Regions from separate parts of the Homo sapiens genome. Here regions 1 and 2 are each linked to region 3. Evidence: chromatin contacts called from ENCODE Hi-C or POLR2A ChIA-PET data. All regions are on one chromosome and are shown on one strand. Each heading gives the region's core, a stretch centred on a gene start or an enhancer-like site at or near the end of the contact. The rest is flanking DNA. Distances are from core to core; before and after follow the strand shown.

Region 1 (4,122 bases), core at 1,545-4,044, 40 kb before region 3:
CTAGAACTGAATTTCCTAGTTCACATCCTGGCTCAACTTCCTGCTACCACTTGTGCAAGTTATTTAATCCTCTCTGGCCTTAGTTTCCCCATCTGTAAAATGGAGCAAGTAATCTTATCAATTTCACTGGGTTACTGTGAACATTCAATGTGTTTCCACACGTGAAGCTCTTAATGCCTGCCACAGAGTAAGCACTCAGTAAGTTTGGCTGTTATTCTTAATATTCCTTCATCATACCCTGCCAACTTGCTTCCTGTCTCACTTTGGCTGCTGGGAAGCTCAGAGCAAACGTTGTTTCCTAATTAGGTTCATGGAAGAATGATCTTTCCCTTACCTCAAGGGGGCTTTCTGGGTCCTTTTTTTTTTTTTCTTTTTTTTGAGATGGAGTCTTGCTCTGTCGCCCAGGCTGGAGTGCAGTGGCGTGATCTCAGCTCACTGCAAGCTCCACCTCCCAGGTTCACACCATTCTCCTGCCTCAGCCTCCTGAGTAGCTGGGATTACAGGTGCACACCATCATGCCCAGCTAATTTTTGTATTTTTAGTAGAGACAGGGTTTCACCATGTTGGTCAGGCTGGTCTCGAACTCCTGACCTCATGATCTGCCCACCTCGGCCTCCCAAAGTGCTGAGATTACAGGCGTGAGCCACTGCGCCCAGCTCTGGGTCCTCTTTTTACAAAAATTTGATTCTAATGTCCTGAGATATATGTACATACATAAACACACACATATATGATATTAAAATAAAATAAATTATATAATTTATTTTAATTATAAAGTTTCCTCCAATTCTTTCTAGAAATAATATTAGGTTGGTGCAAAAGTAATTGTGGTTTTTGCCTTTGAAAGTAATGGCAAAAACCAGAATTACTTTTGCACCAACCTAGTAGAATGTATCGCATTTTATGAAAACCAACAAGGTAGGCTACACGTCATGGGCCCTCTTGTCTGTGAGCTGCTGGTCATCGGCGCCTGTCCCATTCTTTCCTTTTTACTTTGTGGCTTTTTTTTTTTCTTTTGAGATGGAGTTTCACTCTGTTGCCCAGGCTGGAGTGCAGTGGTGGGATCTCGCCTCACTGCAACCTCCGCCTCCTGGGTTCAAGTGATCCTCATGCCTCAGCCTCCCTAGTAGCTGGGACTACAGGCAGGTGCCACCACGCCTAGCTCATTTTTGTATTTTTAATAGAGGCAGGGTTTCACCAGGTTGGCCAGGCTGGTCTCGAACTCCTGACCTCAAGCGATCTGCCCACCTTGGCTTCCCAAAGTACTGGGATTAGGGTGTGAGCCACCACACCCAGCCTCCTTTTTACTTTCTGGCTTTGCTTTTGGCCAGCATGTTGGTGCCCTGGAAAAAAAGAGGAATGCAGGGCAGGGACTGGGATGTGCATTTCTTCTAGAACTCTCTACCCCCAACACTGCCTCACCCAGGTCTGGGCACATGATAAAGATCCACCAGAAACCTGGAAGTGAATTGAAGGATTCAGACCAAGGTGTTTGGTTCTGTGGGTGACAACAGGTGTTTCTTGGTTGTCTTGTGTCACAGATCCTATGTGACATCAGCTCCCATTGCCAGGGGAGCTGTCCCTCCTGGCTCCTCTTTGAGGGAAGGGGAAAGGAAGGTGAAGGTATTGGGCCCAGGATGGAGAGGGGAAGGATGCTGTCTCCTCCCCGTCCACAGGGTGGCTTATGTCTACCGGAGCCATTCATTCATTCATTCGTTCATTCATTCACTCACTCAGCTGGACCTCCATTGGGTTCCAGACCCTATACTGGGGGCTGAAGATACTGAGATGAGTCAGCTGGTCCCTGCCCTCATGGAACACCTAGAAAGACATACGGACAAAAGGATGGGGATGAGGAGGGGATACATGAAGTTACCCTAATCAAGACGTGTGGTTTGACAAAGGACTTTCTTCTCAAATTTTGAATTTATTTATAGTAACAACTGTCATTCATTGAGTGCCAGCTGTGCACTCAGAGCTGTGCAAAGACCTTAACCTGCATTATCTCATTAATAAGCCCCCAAGGCCCCCTGAAGAAGGCAGTTATATTCTTACTTGGCAGATGAGGAAACAGACCAGAGCAGGGATGTGACTTGCCCAAGGTCACACAGCAAGCAAGTGTCAGATGTGGAATTTAAAGTCCAGAATCCTTATCTCAACTTCTCCCATGGGCCACCTCTCTATGAAAAGAAAGGCAGTGGGGTAGTTTATATTGGGGCAGCCCTACAATCCAGGGAAGGTAGTGGCTGGGGCAGTAGAAGGATTTTCAGCAGGCAAGGGGCAGGGGGAGCAGGAGAGATGGGCTGGGATGGGTGCTGAGGCCCGGACCCTTCTGTGGCATCAGAGCTTTGCTCTCTTCTCTTTCTGGAGTCCTGGGTCACCAGAGCCAGACTTCTGATGTGCTTTAGTCCTGTGTTTACATGAGTGTCAGACGGAGCAGGCTCCAGGGGAACACGGAAATGGCATTAAATAACGCTGAATCACACAGTAAGAAAGTTCCCCTTCCCTTCTCCTCCGTGCCTGCTGATTACTCATGGAGAAAGTCTCTGTTTCCTGCCAGCATGTCTCTAACACCTCTCTGACAGCCCCTAATCTCCCTTTTCAATTGGGAAAAGCAGACTTCAAGCTCAGAACCTGCTAGGGAGCTGGAATGCCAGGACATCATCTTGTTTTCATCATGAATAGTTTAGCTTATATATTTTTATTTAACAAACATACAAATGGCACTTTCTAAGTGCTTTGCAAATATTACAAATATTTCATCCCCATTACGACTTTATGAGACAGGTGCTATTATCCACCTTCCAGATGAGTAAGCTGATACACAGAGAGGTTGAGTAACCTGCCTGGGTCACACCTCCAGAGTGTCAGAGCAAGGACTAGGAATCCAGGCAGCAGGCCCCAGAGCCCATGCTCTTAAGCATCTCCCCAGACTACCTCTGATTCTCAGAATTGGTGCTGGCTCTCTTCTAGTTCCAGCAGTAGCCTGATTTTTTCCTTTACTGATGAATTTATTTCCATGAAAATAGGTGAGCCAATTTAAAAGTAAAGTGGAGTTCAAGTGGTTGTGTGGAAATAGCCAAAGTCCTAACAGTAGTTCAAGGGCTACTGAAGTTTGAAGAACACTGGTCAGTCCAAGCCCTTCATTTGGTGGAGGGGGATGCTCTGAAGAACAGAGAGGGGATGGGACCTAGCAGAGGTCACACAGCGAGTGAGCCTGGAGGCTGCCAGGACAGATGGGAGCGCTCACCTGCCACCCACGCCCATCTGCTTCCTGCACGCAGGACTGATGGGGCGCCAGGTGGCAGGAGCACAGAGGTGTGCTCACCTGCCCAGAAGTGTCCCGGTGCTGTAACAGGATCCCTGTTATCTCTGCTGTTCTGGGAACAGGCAGATCTGAGCCCCAAGGCCCAAGCCCAAGTCAGCATTTTGGCCACTGCTGAGCTGACATCTGTTGTATGTCTTTACCTTGTCTTCCAAGTCTCAACAGAGCCTGAGTGGGGAGCTCTGTCCTCAGCCTGCTGGTCAGGGCTCACCTTCCCTACCTTTACGCCTTTCCAGAAGCTTTCACAGCCTCTGCCTTGAGAGATGCGAGCTGACCCTGGGTTCAAGTCCTGGTTCTGCCGTATACCCACTATGTGGCTTTCTTTAGGATGCTTAGCCCCTGCAAGCTGTGCCATCCTCAGGTAGGAAATGGGGATGTACAAGATCAAAGACAGTGGGCTGGGAGGATCACCTGCCACACAGAAAGGCGGGAATGATGTCAGCTCCTTCTGGAGTTGCCTCGCTGCAGGGCTGCCTCCTTTGTCATGAAGGCCACCAGCTTTCTCCATGAGGGTCCTGGGAAGCGGAGAATGAATTAGGGCCATTGTCCCCATCATAGAGATGAGAATACCCCAAGTTGGGGGCTGTCTTCTTTAAAAATCAGGCTTCGGTCTGGAGTTCCACCCTGTGCACAGTGACACCAGTCACAGGCTTTGGATTTGGGCGTTCACTAGTTCCGTGTGGCCTTGGGTTGGTCATTTCTCCACTCCCAGCCTCAGTTTCTTCATCTGTCCAGTGAAACCATGCAGGGTTATTGTGAAACTTAAACATGATGAGTGTTCTTGGAAATGTCTGACC
Region 2 (4,383 bases), core at 332-2,831, 36 kb after region 3:
ACATAAGCTCCGATTCAGGTAAACCTGGATTCCTGTGTGACCTTAGGAAAAGCACTTGACCTCTCTGAGCCATTCTAGGTTATCAGCCCCATTCGTTAGTTATACAGTTGGATAGATGGTCAGAAGGAAGGAAGATCTAATCCATGGATGGGGCTAATGAGATGGGGCTGATAACCTAGATGCTGGCATCCCGCTTTCACCAAAGATGCAGTTTTTCAGGGGTGATCTGCATACACACCTAACTCCTCGGATGATCCAGTTGGAACACACACTATGACAGCCACCCTTGGGTCAAGAGTGGAGAGGGCTGGGAAGGAGCCTAGATCAGGGGGTGAGCGGAGCACTGGTCCAGGACTCAGGATACCCAGGTCTCAGGCCTAGCTTTGCTGCTACCTTCAAGTCTCTCACCCTCTCTGGGCTTACACCTCACTCCCATCCATAAGTTGGAAGGGGCAGGAAGAGGGAGAACAAGATGCTCTCTGAACCCCCTCATGCGTTGGCCAGAGTTAGAGAATAGATGTACAGCTGGCTCAGAAAACCTGACATCTGGAGCAGGAGAACTAAGTGGGAGCCAGGGGCTAGGGCCACCCTGGGGGCCAGGTGTGGCCTCTGCCTTTTGCAAGGCAAAGCAGGAACTAGCTGAGGAGGCAGTGGCTGCCTTGGTCACCAGGACCCTGCTGCAGGTGGGAAACCAAATCAACATGTCTGCCCCTGGCAGGAGCCAGAGAAGCATCTGCCAAGAGAGTTAGACAAATGAGGATCGTCTGGGGGGATGCTGGCTGGTGTCTGAGGTGGGGAGGGGAGAGTCCAGGATCTGAGTCAGATCCCTTGTCCCAGAGTGGCTGGGAGCTAAGAGTGCAGGGTGGGTTGAAGGCTGAGGCCTGAGGAGTGAGGAGGCCCCTGCTGAGGCTGGATGCCAGCTCAGGGATTTAAGCTGTAACCCTGAGGGCACTGGGGAGCCACGGCCAGATTCTGAGCAGGAGAGTAGCTAGATCAGCTGATTGGCCACTGGCAGTGCGGGAGTGAATTGGAGTGAGGAAGCAGGAGGCAGGGAGGCTGCCTTCCTTCAGGCAGTGAGTCTACTAAGTGCGTTCAGTGTGACCTCCAGAAGCATAGATAGTGCACTCTTTAGAAAAAGGTGGGCGCACCTGCCTCTCCCCACGGCCTTGGGCTTAAGGAGTATGTTTGGCATTTCCTTGTAGTACCAGTTCCCAGAATATAGCTCACACTTTCTGCAACTGGGGTCTGCAAACCCCAGAATGGGGAGAGGGTCCCAAATATATTCTCAGGGGCCCAGGAATTCTAGGAGAATTTAAACTTTTGATGTTTAGATTTGGATGCTGATTCTAACAGACAATTTGGTTTTGACCAGTTCTAAAGCAACACTTCTCTCCCAGTGATCTCTCAAGGGGGAAGGCATCCTTGCTCCTGGCATCGGAGGACTGGAGAGGTAGTCTCCAAGGGCCACAAAAGACCATTTCCGTTTCTAAAGAGTCTGTTCTTGTCCAGCCCTGAGAAATGCTGTCACGCCTGCCTCCCCCAGGACAGTGAGCTCTTCCAGCCGTGCTGGAGCTGGTCTGGCTCACTGTGTCTCCGCAGCCTGACACAGGTCCGGACCCAGGGAGGGTTTATGAATTGAGGCAGGTTCTTTCTGGATGTCCCACAGCTCCCTCCTTGTCTGGCCCTGAGAAATGCTGTCACGCCTGCCTCCCCCAGGACAGCAAGCTCTTCCAGCAATGCTGGAGCCAGTCTGGCTCACTGTGTCCCCGTGGCCTGACACAGGTCCAAACCTAGAGAGGGTTTATAAATTGAGCCAGGTTCTTTCTGGATGTCCCACAGTCCCCTCCCCCTGCCTTTGACCTCCAGTTGATCTTTGCTTTCAGTCCAGTCTGAGCTAAACCAGTTTTTCCTGAAATTCTTAGTAAATGAGTATGGAATCCAGAGCTCCTGCCCCGCTTCCTCCCTACCAGAGCACAAGATTTCTATGAAAGGAGAAGAACCCCTCACCTTTCTCGATTCCCCTCCCTTGCTCATGGAAACTCCTCACATTTCTTCAGATCCAGCTCAGACCAGGCCACCTGCAGAGAGCCCTCCCTGGCTTCCCCAGATGAATGTGTCAGTCTGTCCTCGGAGCCCCTGGAACATGTGCCGCCCCCAGGCCCAGGTCCTCTCTTTTGTCTTGCATTGAATATATTCATGGCAGGAACTGGATTGCTCCCATCTGTGTGTGCTCTGCTCCCAACCTGGCTCACAGCAGGGGCCCGCAGGAGCAGGTGGAAGAGAGGTGCCCCTCGTCCCCAGTGTATTCTCCGCAAGGGTCCAGTGGCCGCCAGCCTGGCCTTTAGCATGGTAGTGTTATACATAGTAGTGGCTTTGCTGTCCGTCAAGCCTGCATGCAACCTGACTGCTAACCAGCCAGTGACTTTGGGATGCATCTCCTGAAATCTCAATTTTCTCATCTAGAAAATGGGTAATGATGGCACTTACCTCGTGAGGTCACTGTGAAGACTTAATTTAGGAGACTCATGTAAAGCGCCTGGGTCATAGTAAGTCCTCAATCAAACCATGCCAGTGATGATGGTGGTGAAGTGCTAGAGCCCAGAGTGCTTTACACAGAGTCAGAAGAGTTAAAAGAAGCCTAATTCTGAGTGCTACCTGCTAACCCTCCTGTTCCCTGTCTCACTCACGCCTGGAAATGGCTCCGCCAGGACTCAGGCGACTGCAGAGATAACAAGCCAAAAGGTGACAGACCCTTGGCCTTGCTCCAGGGGCCTTCACCATCCACATGCATTTAGAGACCTGCACGTGAGGGACATGCACAGTGATACAGAGACAGAGCCAGGGCTATAAACGTGAGCACTCACAGTCATGTGTGTGTCCACACAGCCACACACTCAGAATAAGGAGAAAGAGGCCACTTTTGATGCCCAAGCAAAGACAAACATTTCAAAGCAGAGGTGGCCATGGGGGATCTCTGTTCTGCTTCCCCAGCCCTGGGCCACTGATGGGCTATAGCCACCCCCACTCAGTTCTCTCTGGGTTGAGCCAGCTGCCCAGGCTCATGGCTGTTTTAGATCTTGTGTCAGTGACTAGAGCAGGGACACCACCAGGGGCTGAGCTCCTCAGGGACTGCAGTGTGGGGTTCATGAGTGGGTGCATATGCCTCTCCATGGACCCTGGCAGAAGTAGCAGCAGGGCCTACACTGGTCCATGACTCACCCAACACTGTGGCTTGGGAAGCAGTCGAGGCATCCGGGCCCCTCCAGCTCCCCAGCCCAGCCGTGCCCACCCCACCTAGCAGCTCCTGGAGCCTCTTCTACATCTGCACGGATGAGCATTGAGTTGACCCAATCCTTGTTCTGGCAGGAAGAGGCCAGAGGGTCCAGACTGTAAAAGAAAGCTGGAGACCTTTCGGAGAGAACTGTGAACACTGATAGAACGGTCAAGCAGCCAGGGGCTAGCAGTAGGGGAAGGTGACGAGGTCAGACAACCCAAGATGACAGGCTCACGTGACATCACAGTCACCGCCTGTCACGGCCACAGAAATGCACAGTGTTAAAATCACAGTCAAGCAAGAATTTTAGAATGTTACAGGCCTAGAAAGGTTGTAATCATAGAATTATAGAATGTTGCAATCATTTAATCATTGAAGCACTAAGACGACTAGGCACAGAGAGGCCAAGAGGCAGGAGCTTTAGAATGTTGTAGGCATAAAAGGGTTAAAATCATAGAATTACAGAATTGTACCACCATAGACTATTAAAATTGTAGCCTCACAAGCAGGAATTTTAGAACGGTGCAGTCACAGAACTGTAGACTGTTACAGTAAACACACACGCATAGAATATTCACTTGTAGACTTACAGGCAGGAATTATAGAATGCTATAGTAATAGAATGTCATAGTCAAGAACTGTGGAATATTCAATATTCAGGTGCCGTAGTGTCACATCAAGAATTAGAGATTGTGAGTGCTGCAAGAACATTTTACGTGTCTTGTGCCAGATCCTGTGCAAAGCACGTGACACTGACTGACTCGTTACTCCTCAGAGCGCTGGTGAAGTGGGCGGATCCACTATGGGGCTGGGAGGTAGGAGCCACATGCAGCCCCCAGGCCCTGGAGCCTTGGCAGGGAAGGTGGGAGCAGTTGCCTGGGCCTGCAGTTGGCCCCTCCCCACCCCTAGCACACACCCAGCCGGGAGAGGCTCCCGGTCAGCGTCTCTCCTTTTGTTAATGTGTGTCTTAGGGGCCCACCAGATCAGCTTCCAGCTTATGGGCAGGATGCCTGCAGCCTGATGGGGTCGGCTCTACAGGCCCCACCCAGATTCCAAGCCAGGGTGTAAGACCATGGGTGCGTGGTCCCCAGAGGCCTCCCTACAACTGG
Region 3 (4,050 bases), core at 1,238-3,737:
CACATGGGCCTCTTGCATGTGCAGTGACATTCCCCAGAGTGAGAGAGCCAAGAGAGAATACCAGCAAACACCCAAGACAGAAGCCACAATCTTTTATAACCTAATCCAGAAGTGACATCTTGCCACTTCTGCCATATTCTCTGCATTAAAAGCAAGTCACCCAATTCAGCCCATACCCCAGGGGAGGGAATTACACAGGGTGTGAATGCCAGGAGGTGGGATCATGGGGCCATGTTAGAGGCTGCCTGGCATAGGCAGGTTCTCAGAGTCAGAGCTACTCCTTGCAGATGGTGAGGGTGCAAGGTGGGGCAGGGTTAAGGTGTGCCCAGCCCTGGCTCCCTTCCAGGCTCCCTTCCACTCTCATCTTCCCCTGGACCTGAAAGCCTCCCCAAGGCCTCAGCCCAGCCCAGCCATCCACTGAGTGTGAGTGGGGTCCAGTCAGGGTGTGATTAATGAGCTCAGGGAGCCCAGAAGGACACCAGCTGTTGCTGTGGCCTGTGCTGCTGTCACCCAGATGTGAGGCTGCTGCAGCCCAAGCCCCATAGGCACTGGCCCTGCTGGAGCAGGACGTGCAGGAATGGTGATTCCAGCTCACATCCAAGTAACATTGGCCAAGTGCTTTCTCGTCCTCTAGCTTAGGGCTTCTCAACCTTTATTGTGGATCAGAGTCACCTGGTTAGTTGGTTAAAGTGCAGGTTTCTGGGTCTGACTCAAACCTCTCCCCCAGGTCTGGGAATGTGGCTCTGAGATGGGGCCAAGAATCAGCAGGGTTTATTTTGTTTTGTTTTTTTGTCTTTTGTTTTTGTTTTTTTTTTTTTTTTTTTGTGACAGGGTCTCACTTTATCACTCAGGCTGGAGCGTAGTGGTGCAGTCTCAACTCACTGCAAGCTCTGCCTCCTGGGTTCAAGCAATTCTTGTGCCTCAGCCTCCTGAGTAGCTGGGATTACAGGCGTGCACCATCATGCCCAGCTAATTTTTGTATTTTTAGTAGAGATGGGGTTTCACCATGTTGACCAGGCTGGTCTCGAACTCCTGGACTCAAGTGATCCACCTGCCTTAGCCTCCCTAAAGCTGGGATTACAGGCATGAGCCACCGTGCCCAGCTGGAATCAGCATTTTTAAACAAGCAGTCCTGATGATTCTGTACCAGGACCATGAGCTCAGACGCACGATGTGATAACACATGTTTGGCTGGACCAAGCTGGGACCTAAGGCCAAAGAAAGGACACTAGCCCAGCCCCAACACCACCCCAGGGATTGTCCTCCCTGGGGCAGTGGAACATTAGCAGAATCTCTAAGAGGATGTGGTTTGAAAAGATGCATTTAATATTGAGATATAATTTAATAGGAAAACATCCATTGCTTTGTTAATATAAATTAGAGAAAATAAGGCTGGATTAAGTCTTCTTGGCAGATGGAGAGTGGGGGAGTCCTCAGAGGGAGTGGCCACCATTCCTGGTGTGGGCAGTGATGGTGAACAAAGGCTTACTAGTTCCCAGTGCAGTGAGTGGGCTAAACTGATTCAATCTGACCAACTTCTCTGGTGCCTACTGTGTACAGGGCACAGCGGGAGAGGGGAGGGGCCTGGGGAAGCCAACCATTCAACATGCATGTTTTGAGTAACCTCTGTGGGTCATTTAGCCCTCTAACAAATATGCGTTGCATACCTGCTGTGAGCCAGACACATTCCAGGTGCAGGGAGATACGGAAATGAACAAGACGGACACATCAGTGCCCTCCCAGAGTTTTTTGTCTGAGTGGGTGGATAGGAGAAGACAGAAGAAAAAGTCAGTGAGCAAATAAATAAACTAGTTGCAGAATGTGATGAGTGAAGGGGGAAAGAATTGTGCAACAATAGAGATCAAAAAGTGGCCGTGCTTCAGGAAGGGCTTCCTGGAAGAGGTATCATTGAGCTGATGGGCCTGAGAAGGCTGTGGGGAAAGCATTCCAGGCAGAGGGTCCCTGAGAAACCCTGACACTCAGGGCTTGGTCTGAAGTGGCTCCTGGGTGAGCAGGGGACTCAGACACCCAGGGAACGAGGCAGAGTATGGTGCTGCCACAAATGAGATCCATCCAGGCAAAGTGCTTTGAGAATATGAGGAAAAAGCCATCTTGTATGACTGGGTATCTCAGAAGGCTTCAAGGAGGGAGTAGCATTTGAATTAGGCCTTGAAGAGTGAGTAGGATTTGGATGGGTGAAGGTAGGGAGGAAGGGAATTGTAGGCAGAGAGAACTATACGAATAAAGGCCCCAAGGTGTGACAGTACAAGGCATATTTGATGGGTAGAAAGGGCTTTGCAGTGTATAGGGATTAGGACACAATTTTCCCCTATTTATTCACCTGTTCATTTTTTATCGCATGCCTAATCGGGGTCTACACTGGGCATACAGCTGCCAGGTGAGGATTCCTGGGACTTCCTTTAGAAGAGCCCTGTTCCCTCCCCAACCCCAGTCCCCGCTGGGGCTTCCTGCCAGCAGGTCTGCTGGGAGTGGCAGAAGGTGTCCCTGGAATGCCTTCTTTGCAGCAGCTGCCCGCACCCAAGTCTGTTTCTCTGACTCTTTCTAGAGTATGATAGGTGTGATTGTGAATGTTCCCCTGCCCCAGTTTCTCCAAGCCTGCCTGTCTCCAGATCCCTGTTCTCCTTGGTCTCTCCTTACCCACCTCAGTCCCACTTCTGCCTGCCCAGCAGGAACCCCCAACCTAGCCTTCTTTGGGGACCTTGCTCTGTTCTCTCCCAGTGGCCAACCCGCATCTGCGAGGGATCTGGAGGCAGTTCCGCAGTGAGCATGATTGCTGCGATGCTATCGGACGTAATGGGATTTTTAATATTTAGCTTGGATGGGGAGAGGGGCTGCTAGCCAGCTCGGGGTGGTTGCACGCACATGTTGATTCGCTGGCTCCAGCTCAGACTCCCCAGTTCCCAGCTGCTGGGTTTCTCCTCCCAGCCTCTCCCTCTTGTCTGCCCTGCCCTGCTGTGCAGCCCCTGCTCTCTCCCCAGCTCATGGCCTCTCCTTGACCTTGGCTTCAGAGACCTGCTTTCAAACCCCAGCCCTACCTCTCACTAGCTGTGTGACCTTGGGTGAGCCACTGACCCTCTCCCAACCTTTGTTTTCTCATCTGCAAAACAGAATAAACAGAGGGCTGTTATACAGAGTAAATGAGAAAATACCCAGAAGAGTGTTATAAAAATAAGATTAAGGACTTTTATGAACACTGTCTTTGCCTGTGAACTTTTTTTTTTTCCTGGTGAGCTTTTTATTTTGAGGAAAAAATAACTTTTCCTTATCACAAAAGCAATGCAGGTTATTTGTAGAATCTTTAGAAATTACTGATAAGCAAAAAGGAAGAAATTAAAATCACCCATAATCCTATCATCCAGAAATAAGCACTGTGAAACAAACTGGTATAGGTTCTTCCAGGTGGATTTATGTGTATTTACACATACTGATTTTTTGTTTTAAGAAAAAAATGGACTTCTGCTTAAATTACATGGGTTTCTTTCTTTCTTTCTTTCTTTCTTTCTTTTTTTTTTTTTTTTTTTCCTTTCAGAGAGACAGGATCTCACTATGTTGTCCAGGCTGGTCTTGAACTCGTGGCCACAAATGATCCTCCCACCTCAGCCTCCCAAAGTGTTGGAATTATAGGCATGAACCACCATGCCCAGGAGGAGAATTTTTGATAATAATATTTTGTGGACATCTTTGCATATCATGTCAGAGCTATAACATCATTGTGGAGAAGCTCTTAGGATCCCATAGAATAAATGTACCGTAATTTATTTACTACTGCTCTGTTGATTGACAGATAGATTGCTTGCAGTATTTCACTATCTTAAACAAATGCTGGGGTGAGCCTCATTGTTTCTCTGTCTTTTTGCATTGCTGCTGATATTTGCGTAGGATACATTTCTAGGCGTGGAATTGTAGGGTCAAAGGGCATGTACTTTTTTTAGAGCTTTTGACAAACATTGCCAAATTACCCTCCAGAAAGGCTGGACCAAGTTACCCTCCAAGCAGCTGCCTTTGAGAGTGCCTGTTTGCTGGCATGCT

The links. Hi-C counts contacts between places; a loop is a spot of excess contacts on that map. ChIA-PET counts read pairs that join two places held with the same protein, here RNA polymerase II (POLR2A). Pooled maps may share reads with other maps.
Region 1: a loop to region 3 is called in a map of Caco-2, with 10 times the contacts of the local background. The contact joins two enhancer-like sites. A Hi-C loop is called at or near these places in 4 of 168 maps with a recorded cell type or tissue (Caco-2, Right ventricle myocardium superior, astrocyte of the cerebellum and 1 more) and 2 of 50 pooled maps. POLR2A ChIA-PET finds 5 or more read pairs at or near these places in 6 of 52 experiments (A549, AG04450, K562 and 3 more).
Region 2: a loop to region 3 is called in a map of PC-9, with 4 times the contacts of the local background. The contact joins two enhancer-like sites. A Hi-C loop is called at or near these places in 2 of 168 maps with a recorded cell type or tissue (PC-9 and posterior vena cava) and 2 of 50 pooled maps. POLR2A ChIA-PET finds 5 or more read pairs at or near these places in 3 of 52 experiments (H1, Panc1 and activated B cell).

The regions. Positions count from the first base shown.
Region 1 is chr1:22,748,022-22,752,143 of GRCh38, forward strand. All of the region lies in intron 1 of EPHB2 (EPH receptor B2), which reads left to right. Among named protein-coding and RNA genes, the nearest start is that of MIR4684, 31 kb to the left of the region's middle. RefSeq lists an enhancer at 2,493-2,542. Within about 2 kb of position 2,795, at least 21 of the 41 ENCODE cell types and tissues checked have a DNase peak (open chromatin) inside an H3K27ac peak, as active enhancers do.
Region 2 is chr1:22,825,115-22,829,497 of GRCh38, forward strand. The region is part of intron 3 of EPHB2 (EPH receptor B2); the gene reads left to right. Among named protein-coding and RNA genes, the nearest start is that of MIR4253, 36 kb to the right of the region's middle. RefSeq lists a silencer at 1,922-2,216 and enhancers at 1,929-2,468, 2,651-3,172. Within about 2 kb of position 1,582, at least 12 of the 41 ENCODE cell types and tissues checked have a DNase peak (open chromatin) inside an H3K27ac peak, as active enhancers do.
Region 3 is chr1:22,787,949-22,791,998 of GRCh38, forward strand. All of the region lies in intron 3 of EPHB2 (EPH receptor B2), which reads left to right. Among named protein-coding and RNA genes, the nearest start is that of MIR4684, 70 kb to the left of the region's middle. RefSeq lists an enhancer at 2,832-3,332. Within about 2 kb of position 2,488, at least 4 of the 41 ENCODE cell types and tissues checked have a DNase peak (open chromatin) inside an H3K27ac peak, as active enhancers do.